Linked DNA regions of Mus musculus: all the other regions are linked to region 2. A link is a loop called in an ENCODE intact Hi-C map of the cell type or tissue named here. Cell type or tissue: left cerebral cortex. All regions are shown on one strand. Each heading gives the region's core, and the rest is flanking DNA. Links, peaks and the distances in the headings are about the cores only.

Region 1 (4,146 bases), core at 1,079-3,578, 290 kb after region 2:
TGAATTCCTGGCTAAATGTGCTACTTTAGTACCTCTGCGTTTTGACTGCAATTCTGTCATGTGGAGTAAGGACTGTTTGACATCTGTGGACTGACCAGAGACACAATTTGGCTCTAGTTGCCTTTTCAATTTCTCATCTTAGCAAGGGACAGGCTAAATGGCTAACAGGTCTTTTTTGTACTTCTGTGTGCCTAACATATTTTTGGGACAGAGCCATTGGAGTGCTTACCTGAGGAGAAACCTGCCTGGTCAGTGCTGGGTTTCAGTCCCAGTGGGTAACTTAACTAGCAGAGCCTGTTATCAGTAGGGCCAAGAGATGCACATAGTTTTGAATTTTATCCATGTGTGAGCTAACAAATCAGTCTGTCTCAGCATCATAGAAGATGCCAAAAGGCAACCGGGTCAGAGACAAAGAACCCTCACCCACTTTGCTGGTGGCCATCCTCACGGGCTTTGTGATTGTGTTGGACACAAGGAGATTTGGTGGCTTCTGATAGTCACCCCGTTGGATGCTACAAGGACTTGCTATCATCTTCAGCGGCCTGAAGACTTCCCTGGTTCTGTTAGGAACTGTGCTGCAAAATGAGGTCTGCGGTTTTTGAAACACAAAAGGATTTCAGGGCTAGTCAGTGAGAAGCAGAGTTAAGATTTTATTAAAAATAGAAAGGGCTCGAGAAATGGCAAACAGGAGACAGACCCTGGGTGTGCCTGCGAGGGGTTGTCTAGATTAGATTAATTGAAGCAGAAAGACCCAGCCTAACTGGGAGACCAAGTCCCATGGGTGAATAAAGAGGAGGAATTGGGCTGAGCATCAGTGTTCATCTATCGCTGTTCCCAAGTGTGGGCGCCTTGTGACCAGGGCCTCGCATTCCCGCCACTGTCACATCCCACCCTCAATTGTGAGCCAAAGTCTCTTAAGTTGCTTTAAAATTATGTACATGTATATGTATAATTTAACCATAGAACAATGTTCAGTAGCAAGGCAGTGTGACTGGGTGACAGGCTGATGCTGGCGTTGGACAGATAGCAGTTTAAGTTGGTTTTGTGGGAAGAATTTTATCTCAGCAACAGGACAAGTGACTGATAAACTGCCTCAGATTTTTTTTTTTAATTAAAAGACATGAAAACGTAAATCTGTCACCTTTTTTCCCCGCTTGCAGTATATTTGTTTCAATCAGACCCTTTCAGCTTTCCTTCATTCCCTGCTGATGACCACTCAGCGAGAGGCATCACATCACCAATTGGGTCCTGTCTAGGGACTGGGGCACACATATACATTCCAGAAAGAGGAAGGACACGGTGTGCAGGGCCCCAGGGAGGAGCCTGTGGATGGGGGCGAGGAAAGGAACACCTCAAAACGGGTGCGAAGTTGATGGTACTCCTCAGGGCTGTGTACAGCAACCTGATCTTCTATGCTCCTACTGCAAGAGAGCAGGAAGCTGGAGGCCTGTGTGGCAAGCTACACAGCATTTGGGCAACCTCACTGGGACCCCTTCCTTGTCTCACTGAGACCTGAACCAAAGCCCAAAGCACTCAGAACAGTTGGGTGTTCCTGTCCTGAGTTTTCTGCCCACTCTCCCTCCCCCCAGCTACTGGGAGCCTCCCAACCAGAAACCAACTGGTTTCTGTCTGTGTTGAGAGGGGCCCCGCCCAGGGAGCAGCCAGAGAACCAACCAGGGTTGCCTGGTAGGTGAGAGGTCCAGCATTCTATTCTCACTGCGCACTGGGCGGAGTGGTTTCTTCCAGCGAGAAGCTCTCTGTGTCAGAGATAAGAGATGGAAACAAACCAGCTCAGCTGTCCCCCTGTACCTACTGATTTTTATCCTTTGTGTCAATAAAAATTACAGAATAAAAAAAATAAAATCAGCACTATTGGATGGTTGACCTGGGAGCTGCCATTTGTTCTGATTACATTATATTTTTACAGTTATTGATGGAGTACCTTCTGGAACTCAAGCTTCAGTTATTCTTGGTGAGAACTTTTTTTTTTTCCAAAATGAAATATTTAAGTAGTCCTTGGCTAACAGGAGCACAAGGAATTCATTCATAACCTTCCAGTTCTCACCACAACAGAGGGGATGAATTGAGAGTCACTCCTTCTTCACCAGCAGGAAACTGCTATGTATGGAAACCTCATTTTTCCCCCCTAACGTTAACCTTTGTTGATCACAATTGAGAAAGTTAAGGGGAAGGCTTGCTCGTGATATTTTTATACAATGCTAATAAAAAAGAATATAAATTGGATATTTTTGAATCGCAAGTACTCCTTTGAAAGCATATGCCACTGTGTGATTTTTTAGCTGTCAAAAATCGAAGCAATTAACATGTCATGCGAGGTACTCAATCTGCTCAACGGGATATGAATGGGATATTGTGACAAATCTCACTATTCATGAAAATTGAATTGTATATTTAAGAAGGTAAAAGTACTTAACTCAAGTGTCCAGTGACAACTTGATGATGTGTGGAGCTGAGTCCCAGCTTGAGGGGTCCGGATGGAAGTGTTTCGTCTTTGCCATAAGAGGAGGGATTCATAGGCTGTGCTGCTGTACGACAGCGCCCCCACGTGGAAGGATGAGCGCAGTGTCTTCACAACAGTTCCTGAGGCTTTTAACAAAGTCCTCGTAGATAAAGCAGTAACTAAAAAGCACACATTCAGTTGCCGTACAGAGTTTTTGAGAACCAGGACTGAGGACGGCTCCACCTGGTGCTTCAGGCTGAGGCTTTCCCACTCGGATGGTCACGGGAGCCTGCGGTGGCAGAAGGCAGGCGGCGTCTGATTCCACAGAGCTGGCACACGTGACTTGGCAGAAGGTTTCGATTTCCCACAGGCCGCTCCATGAAGTGGCCACCGGGTACCCATGACATAGCCCCCCCCCCCCCCCCCCCCGTCTGTCTGCATAGGGAGAGGAGAGAGAGGAGAGAGCATCTTCGAATCAGCTAATCCTCAAGTCACATACATCAACTCTGCCTTTTCCCCTTTGTTAGAAAAAATACTAAGTCCAGCCCACATTCCAGAGCTCCATTTTTTTGAAGGGAGAGTCAGAGACTGACATTTTAAACCAAGGCCAAAAGGCAATGCAGCTAGACACAGCTGACTCAGCAGGCTCCATTTACACCCTTCCAGAGTTCACAGGGGTTGTGGTTCTGTAGATCCCAAGGCCACGCTTCTCAAAGAAGCTGAGGATCTGTGTGAGATGAAGACACAGGTAACTCAGCTTTCCATAACATACAATGTGATGTGTCTGGGCTTTCTTGAACAGGAGCCATTTGCAACAGCAGCCCCGTTCCCACAGAGGACATTTATGTTGTTATTGGTGGCAGAGCTGGTTGAGCTCATGGCTCTGTCATTGGCCTAAGCAAGCCTTGTGACCAGGAGAGAGAACTGACAGAGACCTATAAACATTCCTAAAGGTGAGCCACTGGAGAAAGCTTTGGCAACATGAAGAAATGCCAACCCCCGAGGCTGTCCTTTGACCTCCAGCATTTACTGTGGCACTTTGATAGGTTAGCTAATCTTGCCTGTAACGTGGCAGACCTGAGAAGGAACCTCAAACGAAGATTTGTTTCTATCAATTGGCCCTGTGGGCACGCCTGTGGAGAATTTTCTTAATTGGTGATTGAGATAGGAGAGCTAAGACCACTGTGGATGGCACCATCCCTGGGCAGGTGGGCTTGGGTTATATAAGAAAGCCATCTAAGTAAACCAGAAGAACTAAACATTGAGCAGATTGCCTCCAGACTCTAGACTTTCAGTTCCTGCCTTGGTTTCCCTTGATAATATTCATCAAAATAAAGTCATCTGAAAGTTCCTTTTGGTCATGCTATTTTTTTGCAGTAACAGAAAGAAAACTAGAACATAACCACATACCCCCCACCCTACCCCGTCTTAGTTAGGGTTTTATTGCTGTGAACAGACACCATGACCAAGGTAAGTCTTATAAAAGACAATTTTTAATTGAGGCTGGCTTACAGATTCAGAGGTTCAGTCTATTATCATCAAGACAGGACCATGGCAACATCCAGGCAGGCATGCTGCAGGAGGAGCTGAGAGTTCTACATCTTTATCTGAAGGCTTCTAGAAGAATACCGGCTTCTAGGCAGCTAAGATGAGGGTTTTTTGTTTGATTTTTGGTTTTGTTTTGT
Region 2 (4,146 bases), core at 1,082-3,581:
CCGTCTCTTAGTCAAAGCTTACACAAGACACAGAATCCTCTACTCTGCTTTGTGCCCAGATTTGCAAGAGGAGAGGGGATGTTAAAAAAAATATTTGACTCGCACCTATAATCCCATACTCAGGAGGTGGAGGCAGGAGGGTTATGAGTCCAATCCAGTCTGGGCTCATAGTCAGAACCATCTCAAAAGCAATCAGATTCAAACAAACAAACAAACAAAACAAACCCTCTCACCTTTGTGCATTTGCTTTGCCAGTGCCCACAGGAATATTAATGCCACTTCTAGGCTCACCTTCAAAGTAAAACTCTCTGACTTTTGGGATTATTTAGTCCTCATATTTTTAAAAATAACAAGTATTTTCCAAGTTTAATTTTTTCCCCTCTCCTCACCAATTTACTTACTGTCATGGCCTGCCACTCCCTGTAAATGTCCAACAGATGCTAGAGAAGGTTTGGAAATAATTCAAGATTCTTTGGCCTTTGTTAGATAAAGTGTGTGTGTGTGTGTGTGTGTGTGTGTGTGTGTGTGTGTGTGTTTATAAAACCTGCTACTTAGAATGAGGAGTCACAGAACAGTGCCGTTCAGGAAACATAGGTTGACCCTGATCATGAAGTCCTTACAAAGGGATGGCACACACAGGACCAAAGGCACAGGAGTTGTGCCTCTGGGACTCTGCTTCCTTCTCTGCTTGTTTGAGGTTGCACGGGCTTTCTGCTTATTTGAGGTTGCACTAGTTAATTTTTGACAACTTGACACAAACTAGAGTCACCTGGGAAGAAGGAACTTTGTTGAGGAATTGCCTCCATCAAAGGCAGGTGCCTTTGGCTTGTCTGTGGGCAATTTCTTGATTGCTAGTTGGGGTGAGAGGGTCCAGCACAGTGGGCAGTGCCATCCCTATGCAGTTAGGTCTGGGCTGTGTGAAAAGCAGCCGAGAAATCCATAGAGAGCAAGCCAGTAAGCAATCATTTCTCCATGGGCCCTGCTTCAATTTCTTCCCTGGTCTGGTGGACTGGATATAACCTGTAAGGCAAACAAACCCTTTTCCCTCCTGTTTACTTTTTATCCATATTTTATCCCAGCAACAAAAAGCAAACTGGGACAGAAATTGGTATCAGAGAGTGGGGTATCGTCGTGATAGGCCATTTCAGAGCCTTGGGCTAGGGGAGGCCACTGAGAGCTCAAATCTTCATGAGCTTATGGAGGAAGTCAGTACACAGCATCCCCTGTGGTCTCCGCTTCAGGTCCTGCCCTGAGCGCCTGGCTTCCTGATGACACGTTAGCTGGGATTGTAAGATGGAATAAACATTTTTCTCTCCTTTTCAAGTTTCTTTCCAAAATCAAGTTGATTTTGGTCAGTGTTTTATAACAGCCACAGAAAGCAAACTAGGACATAAGCTTTCTGATTCTTTTACATGCTATGCTCTTCCATCACAAATAACAGCGTATTAAGATTCACGAAGGTAAGTCGGGAAAGAACCAATACCAGGCAAGAGCTGTGGGATGCTGGGTGCTTGACAAGAGGAGCTTAAGACGACCTCAGCAAAGTCAGCTGGATCCCTTCCCTGCCCAGAGCCCTTCTGTTGCTGTGTCCTCTGACCTTTGGGTGACATTACCAGCCTCCCCTCTAACCTCTAACCTCTAACCTCTAACCTCTAACCTCTAACCTCTAACCTCTAACCTCTAACCTCTAACCTCTGTTCTGAGTTTCACTCTCTGGGCTGCTTCTCAGCAAAGCATACTCTGGAAACTCCTCTTGTGGGGTTTTTATGGAAGGAGCCTACGCTGCTTCCAGAATTCCTCCAAGGACTCAGCCCCAGTTGCTCACAGTGGCTGTTCTTTTAATATCATGTCTCCCCTCTTCTTCCTTTTTTTCCCCTCCGGTTCCCTTCTTCTTTTCCTTCTCTCCTCTCCCCTCCCCTCCCCTCCCTTCCCTTCCCTTTTCTTCTTTTTCTCTCCCTCTCCTCCCCTTCCTTCTCTCCCTTCCTTCCCCCTTTCTCTTCCCTCCCCTCCCCTTCCCTTTCTCTCTTCCCCTTCCCCTTCTCCTCTCTTTCCCTCCCCTCCCTCCCCCTCCTCTCCCTTCCTTTCCCTTCCCTTCTTCATTTTTCCCAGGGAAAAACCTTGCAGGATTTTCTTTCCTGGGTCCATGATTGTCTAAACCTGACTGTGCACTATTGTAGTGAGAGGACACTTCCCTCTGGGTCCTGACAGGGGGCAGCATTTAGTTTCCTATCAGAACGAGTTGCATTCCTAGACTTGTATGTGATTCCAGCTCAAAATAAAGAAAAACATTGAAATGAGGGGTTTAATTCCCGAGAGGGACTGGAAGGCTGTGTCAGCGTTTCCATGGTGAGGGCTGTCTTCTGGGGATTTACCTTCCAGCTGTGAGAATCTGCTTTATGCTAGACTTTAAGCCTTTGGCTGCTTAAAGGCTCTATATTATTAAAGAGTCCACTTTTGACTAAGTTGAAACTGTGACTCTGTAAAGCCGACTCAGAATGTTCTCCCCTCTGCCCCTTGCCCCATTGGCTGCTGGCCACGCTCCTTGCCAAGCAGCGTGGAGACTTGGCAGAGGTGCGGCATCTGGCTCTCCTGCTGTGTGTGGTCTGAGAAGGGCTGCACTGAGGAAGAGAACCTTGGCTCTTTTGTACTGTTAAAATGACACCTCCATGGGTCCCACCCGAGTCTATCTGTAGGTGTTTCTCCATGCACAGTCACTCACTGACCCCAGGTCTTAGAATCACAGAGGAGAAGGGCAAGTGTCAGCCTGCGATGCCTCCGTGAGTATCAGAAGAAAGCCAGGTTGAGATGTTTTGTGTGAATTCCTTCTTGCAGCAAGAGCCGGTATAGTGCGAGGAAGAGAAAGGGGATCTGTCTCATCAACCAAAAGAGAGAGCAAAGCAGGCTCACTTTGAGCCGTCAGCGTCAAACACATCAAAGTCATCTCTGCTTGGTTTTAAATAAGAACACATTTGCAGACACTTTGGCATATCCTTTATTTTAAACAGAGTTACAGAGGTGGATGGAAGCCCCTCACGATAGAAGGAAGACGCTGAGAGCAGAGAGCCAACATCTGTGTTGGTGCGGAACCTGACTGGGTTCCGAGTGTCAGAAAGCACCATGGGGATTCATAACCATCTCAACTCAAGGTCTGGGGACCCATTGTCCTCTCCTGACCTGTGCGTGGACCAGGCATGACAGCAGCGCACATACATACACATGGGCAAAACACATACAAATTAAAATTTAATATAAAAATCTAATAACATTATTAGAAATAATATTTATAAAGTTACATGGGAAAACATTGATACAAACAAGGTTGGCCAAAAATTTATGATGAAGAAAAAGCTTTGACATCATCTGGGGATCTAAAAAGTCATGATTTGCAGAAAGGTGCCATGCCTCTGTATGTGAGTGTGTGTGTGTGTGTGTCTGTGTGTGTGTAAGAAAGAGAGAGAGAGAGAAAGAGTGTGTGTGTGAATGAATGTGTGTATGTGTATATGAGTGTGTATAAGAGTGTGAATGTGAGTGTGTGTATTTGTGTGTGAGTATGAGTGTGTCTGTGAGTGAGTGAGTAAGTGAGTGAGTGTATGTGTGTAAGCCATATGTTTCTATGAAACTTTTCACAAGCAAAAGGGGAAAGCTTAAGCAAAAGACACACCTCAGGCCACACAGAGCCTCTGGACAACTATAAAGGACCTGCGGGCTCACCACACTCAAAGCAATCACTGTCTCATTAGCTGACAGCTGAGTGGAGCCAGCAGAATCTCCTGTGGCCTTCACTACAGGAAGTACAGACTACCTCAGTAATCTACTGGGGCCACAAGACACAGACAGCAGCAGCAGCCACAAAATCAGCAGTAGCAATAAGAAGCCCTAGAAAGACGGCTCAGTGGTTAAGGGCACTGGCTGCTCATACAGAGGACCTGAGTTCAGTTCCCGACTCTAACTACACTTCCATGGATGTAATGCCCTCTCCTGGCCTCTGCCGGTGCACATGTACACATATATGCATGCAGGCAAAACACCCAACACATGTAATAAAAAATAAATGTTTTAAAAGGAGCTCTGAAAGTGGAAGGATCTGTGTAGTTGCCGTTGCTCCACATTGTATTACCTACTCCAGTGTTTCATGAGACAAACAAA
Region 3 (4,146 bases), core at 1,079-3,578, 170 kb after region 2:
GTGTCTTTTTTTTTTCCTTTTGAACTAAGTATCCCAGACTAGTATGTGGCAGAACACATGGACGTGTGTACCTTCTTACAGAGCCTCAATTCAAAGGTGTGACAGAAGGGAAGAGAGCCGTGACTGGTGAGCGACTCAAGGAAACATACTTCTCTTCTAAAGGAATGGGCATCAGTACCTGCGTCCTTGGCTCACACAGCCCAGTGGTCCAGTCAGGCAGGAAGTAGTGGCTGATCTCACAGCAAAACATGACCCAGAAGAAAGAAAGGGGACAAAATCTCACCAGTGTGACTCAGACCCCAAGCCTCAGCACCTTGAGAGGACCTCCTTCTAAACAGCCCTCACAGGGTACAAAAGACACATATACAATACACAGGAGCAGGGACTTCTGCCGAAGTCCCTGGAATCTCAGTTTTCAGGGATGGGTCTCATCCTCAGAGAAGTAGGATTCCACAGACACATCGTGATATTTTAACAGGAGCTGTGAGAAACTTACAGTCCCTGAGAATTCTGAGTCCACCCACCACAAACACAGCTGGAATGTACCCCAGCTCCCTCCTGCATCTCCTCTCCCAGTACTCTGTGCCTTCCCCTCTGTCCTCCAGCTGGGGAAACTCAGGGCAGGGCCATATGCAGAACACTTTGGGCCTCTGGATTTTCTCCTGGACCAGCAGCTGCAGCCCAGCTCCAGGGCTCCCTGAGTTCTTTGTCTACACAGAAGCCACTGACCCCAACTGCTCGCTGAGAACAGTGCGTGAGCCCAGGCCAGGCATGCTGCGCTCTCCCAGGTCACACTCTGTGTCCTTCTCCTGGTGTATAAGGTGACAGGGTGCCTGCCACCAAGCTGATGACCTCACTCCTGAACTGTCATCCAGAGTCAGAAGAGAGTCAGTGGGGACTGAAGAGGACGTCTCATCAGTTTCAGCTGCCTTTGCTCAGCACCTCCCTTCCTTCCACAGGTGGCTGAGAAAGTTCACTTCTCCGATTTGTCCACGTCCCACTTCCTAGGGCAGAAGCTTCAATGGAGGAGAGCCATGGTGGCGGGGATTGCACATGCTCTCAGGGCAATGTTCTACGCTAAAAAGCAAAAGTGCAAGGACCACCTGAGGATGCTCCACAGACAGTGAGCCTCTCATGAACTGTAAACGGGCATCCCATTTATAATTCACTTTTAAGTAGGTCTTCCAGAATGCCTAAGAATGTTTTCACAACTTAAATTTTGGTATTATTTCAAATTTAAAAACTGCCGACAACATTAAAGGAGCCCAAATCACACAGATGTGCTAGCTGCTCATGCCTCACCCCCGTTTCCTGAAGCAGCTAAGTGGATCACAACCTTCCACCCCTACGCAGGTCAGTGAAGAATCATAAAAACAAGCCTTTTCCTTATACACCCAAAGAAACTGCTAGCTTAGTGATTTTCAACTGTGAAATAATGATTGTTTTCCTGTGGTCTCACGCTTTCCAAACTGCATCAAAGTGACAGAATCCAGAACGTACAACAAAATAAGACAAAAGCGAAGCTAAGGGAGGTGGCATACTCCCATATACCCAGCACCAGGGAAACCGAGGCACAAGGGTGGAGAGTTCAATGCCACCCTGGACTAGTGTGACCCTGCCTCAAAAACAAAACAAACAAAACCAAAAAACAAACAAGCAAAAACAAACCAAACACAAAATAAATTCCAGACCTTAAAGTCCCTCTGAAAAAAGACAGGAAAACTGTGAACCCCTAAACAAAATTCTCTCAGGAAACAGCCAGAGCATTACGACAAGAAGGCTATTCTCCCCAGCTAGGTTGTAGAATGTGGGTCAGGCATTTCTCATGATTCTCATGACCATCATGACCCTGTCCCCATCCCTGGGGTTCAAGCTTTTGTGGAGTCTCCTATCCTCCAGTGAGTTAGACTTAGCCATTTACTTTTAACTAACAGAAAGTGAGACACGGGTGCATGGTGGGTTTGGAGACACTGGGCCATGTCCTGGGCCCCACCAGTCTTTAGCCTATCCCCTTTCTTCCAAGGAAAATGAAAAGATATTTCTGTCCACAGGGGTTGCTTTCTTATCTCTAACTCCGCCTTATTAATCCAATGAAATGGCTCCGTATAAGGTAACTCCCCTATCATGGCCACACTATATAAACAAGGGTCTCTCTTGACATTCACCTATGTTACAACAGCTCTGACATTCTTACACCCTCCCACTTTGAGACTTACTTTGCAGTCCAAGCTGGCCTCAAACACAAGATCCTCCTGCCTCCACCTCCTGAGTGCTGGGGTTACAGGTATGTGCCAACAGGCCTAACTATCTGCTGGAGACTCTTTCTGCCCTGGGCTGTGAGGCATGTCTTGCAGGCTCACACTCCTCCAGCAGGCCCTCAGAAGATGGCCATCTCTCAAAAGCCAAATCCAGGTTTCTCTTGTCTCCACAGAGCTCTGATGACAGAATGTTCTAGCAAACACCTGCAACTTGCACAATGCAACTGGGGGCCTGGATGTCTAGTATGGTTCCACCTGAACTCGTTTCTATGTCAACAGCTGCAGATAGTGGTGCTCCGGGAAAGCAGCTCTAGATGCCTAGGCCACCTGTATCCATAGTTTGCCCCCTGGTGGTGAGAGCCCAGGATTCACACTGGCAGATGCCTTCTCAATTGCCTCACAGTTAGGACATGAATGAACTAGTCACTAGATCCTGGATAATAGTGTTTAAGGTTTCCTTTCCTCTCTGCCTTTGGAGATAGGTATGTGGTGCCTGGAGCAGTGGCAGCTATCTTGTGACCATGATGAACAACCATGCCAAGGATGGCAGGATGTGAAAACAGAAAATGCCTTCGTAGTTCTTAAGTGATGTTGCTCAGCTACTCCCCAGCCCCGGGAGGTCAGTGTGAATCTGTTTCCAGTCAAGTTCACGTCATGATCTTGACTCTTTCTATGGAAACCACCCAGAGCTATTCCAGGCTGTTGAAGCCCTAAACCCTCTCATTCTTCTGGAAATGACTAGGCATTCTCTCCACTGAGCTGTAGGCACAATTCCATTGAGTGGGCAGGCCTGTCTGGGCACTGTGCTGTCCATGCCCACATCAGGACTTGAAAGCCAGCAGTCATGCTGCTGGTTTCTAACAAGCCCATTCTGGGTTCTCTCAGCACCTGTCCACTCACTGCTATTAAGCTTGGTTTAGGATCCTAAACTGTGCTCTTTGTTGTCCATTCCATGTGGCTGTTTTTCTTCCTTGGCCAAAGTCTTGACCTTTGACACAAGAGGTCTCCAGGTCCCCCCAGTTCCTGCAGTGCTAAGTGTTTTGGGTTCTCCATAGTGAGCTAAGCTGCGCTGGGCCTCGGGGGGTTTTGTACGCCTTTCCTGGTCCCTCGTCAGGGTCACAGGCTGGAGCTCTTTCCGGTCTTTATTTCAGTGGCAAGGAGATGACGCTCAGCTCAGCTCAGCTCCCTCCTCACACTCACAGCCTCACCAGCAGGCAAAGCAGCCTCCAAGAGCTATAGACAGGAGCAAACTTCCCACCACACTCCATCTGCACAGGAAGGGAGGCTGCTATGGTCATTACTCTAGCACACTGGCTCTCAAGTTTGGAAATCCCTGTCTAGGAGGCAACTCACTTCCCACTGGGCCTTTCTTGGAATCTTCCTCTGGTCTCTGCCTGCAGACAGGCAGCCTCTGGTGGTCATCCCCAGGCTTCCTCCAGCAGGGTGTAGTCCTCCCCTCTTGTGCTCAAACTACCCTTACAAAGCCAGCTGCTCTAGAGTTCTCTCTTCCCTGTATAGAATTCTCCCTTGGCCTCTTGATCTTCAGCCTTTTCTTTATGTTTCTGTTCCTGGCTTTCTCTCTGAACTTTTTCCATCTTACAGGGAGATACATGATACACTCAGAACAGTTAAGAGACTATGTACCCCCTTCTGTCAAGATTGGCTAAAACTTATGGGAAATAATTAACCAACCAAGTCCCTGTGTTCCCATGTTGTTAATTTCCTGCTAAAAGTCTACATTTCTCAGCTTTTCTTGTGGACTACAGAAGCTGTTCCCACTCCTCTAAGGGGTCACATCCCATCACACACACACACACACACACACACATACAGAGAGAGAGAGAGAGAGAGAGAGAGAGAGAGAGAGAGAGAGAGAGAGAGAATATGA

What was found. A loop is a pair of places that touch in the nucleus more often than their neighbours do. Peaks named below come from ENCODE experiments on the same cell type or tissue, not always from the same donor. Only the 100,000 strongest peaks of a DNase experiment are listed, where the experiment ranks them.
Region 1: it touches region 2 in a loop (3-fold over the local background); 10 of 42 quality-filtered maps call a loop at or near these places.
Region 3: it touches region 2 in a loop (9-fold over the local background); 28 of 42 quality-filtered maps call a loop at or near these places.

The regions. Positions count from the first base shown.
Region 1 is chr9:122,308,151-122,312,296 of GRCm38, forward strand. It overlaps Gm26797 (predicted gene, 26797), which reads right to left and starts at 2,778. Exons shown (of 5, transcript NR_168548.1): 1 at 2,436-2,778; 2 at 424-589. In left cerebral cortex, for the core only: CTCF peaks have their summits at 2,570 (motif pointing left) and 2,773; a DNase peak (open chromatin) is centred at 2,598; H3K4me3 peaks cover 862 bases; H3K27ac peaks cover 772 bases.
Region 2 is chr9:122,016,667-122,020,812 of GRCm38, forward strand. No RefSeq gene overlaps it. Among named protein-coding and RNA genes, the nearest start is that of Pomgnt2, 23 kb to the left of the region's middle. In left cerebral cortex, for the core only: a CTCF peak has its summit at 2,208; a DNase peak (open chromatin) is centred at 2,218.
Region 3 is chr9:122,182,643-122,186,788 of GRCm38, forward strand. All of the region lies in intron 12 of Ano10 (anoctamin 10), which reads right to left. Among named protein-coding and RNA genes, the nearest start is that of Snrk, 67 kb to the left of the region's middle. In left cerebral cortex, for the core only: a CTCF peak has its summit at 2,608 (motif pointing left); DNase peaks (open chromatin) are centred at 2,612, 3,020 and 3,515; H3K27ac peaks cover 506 bases.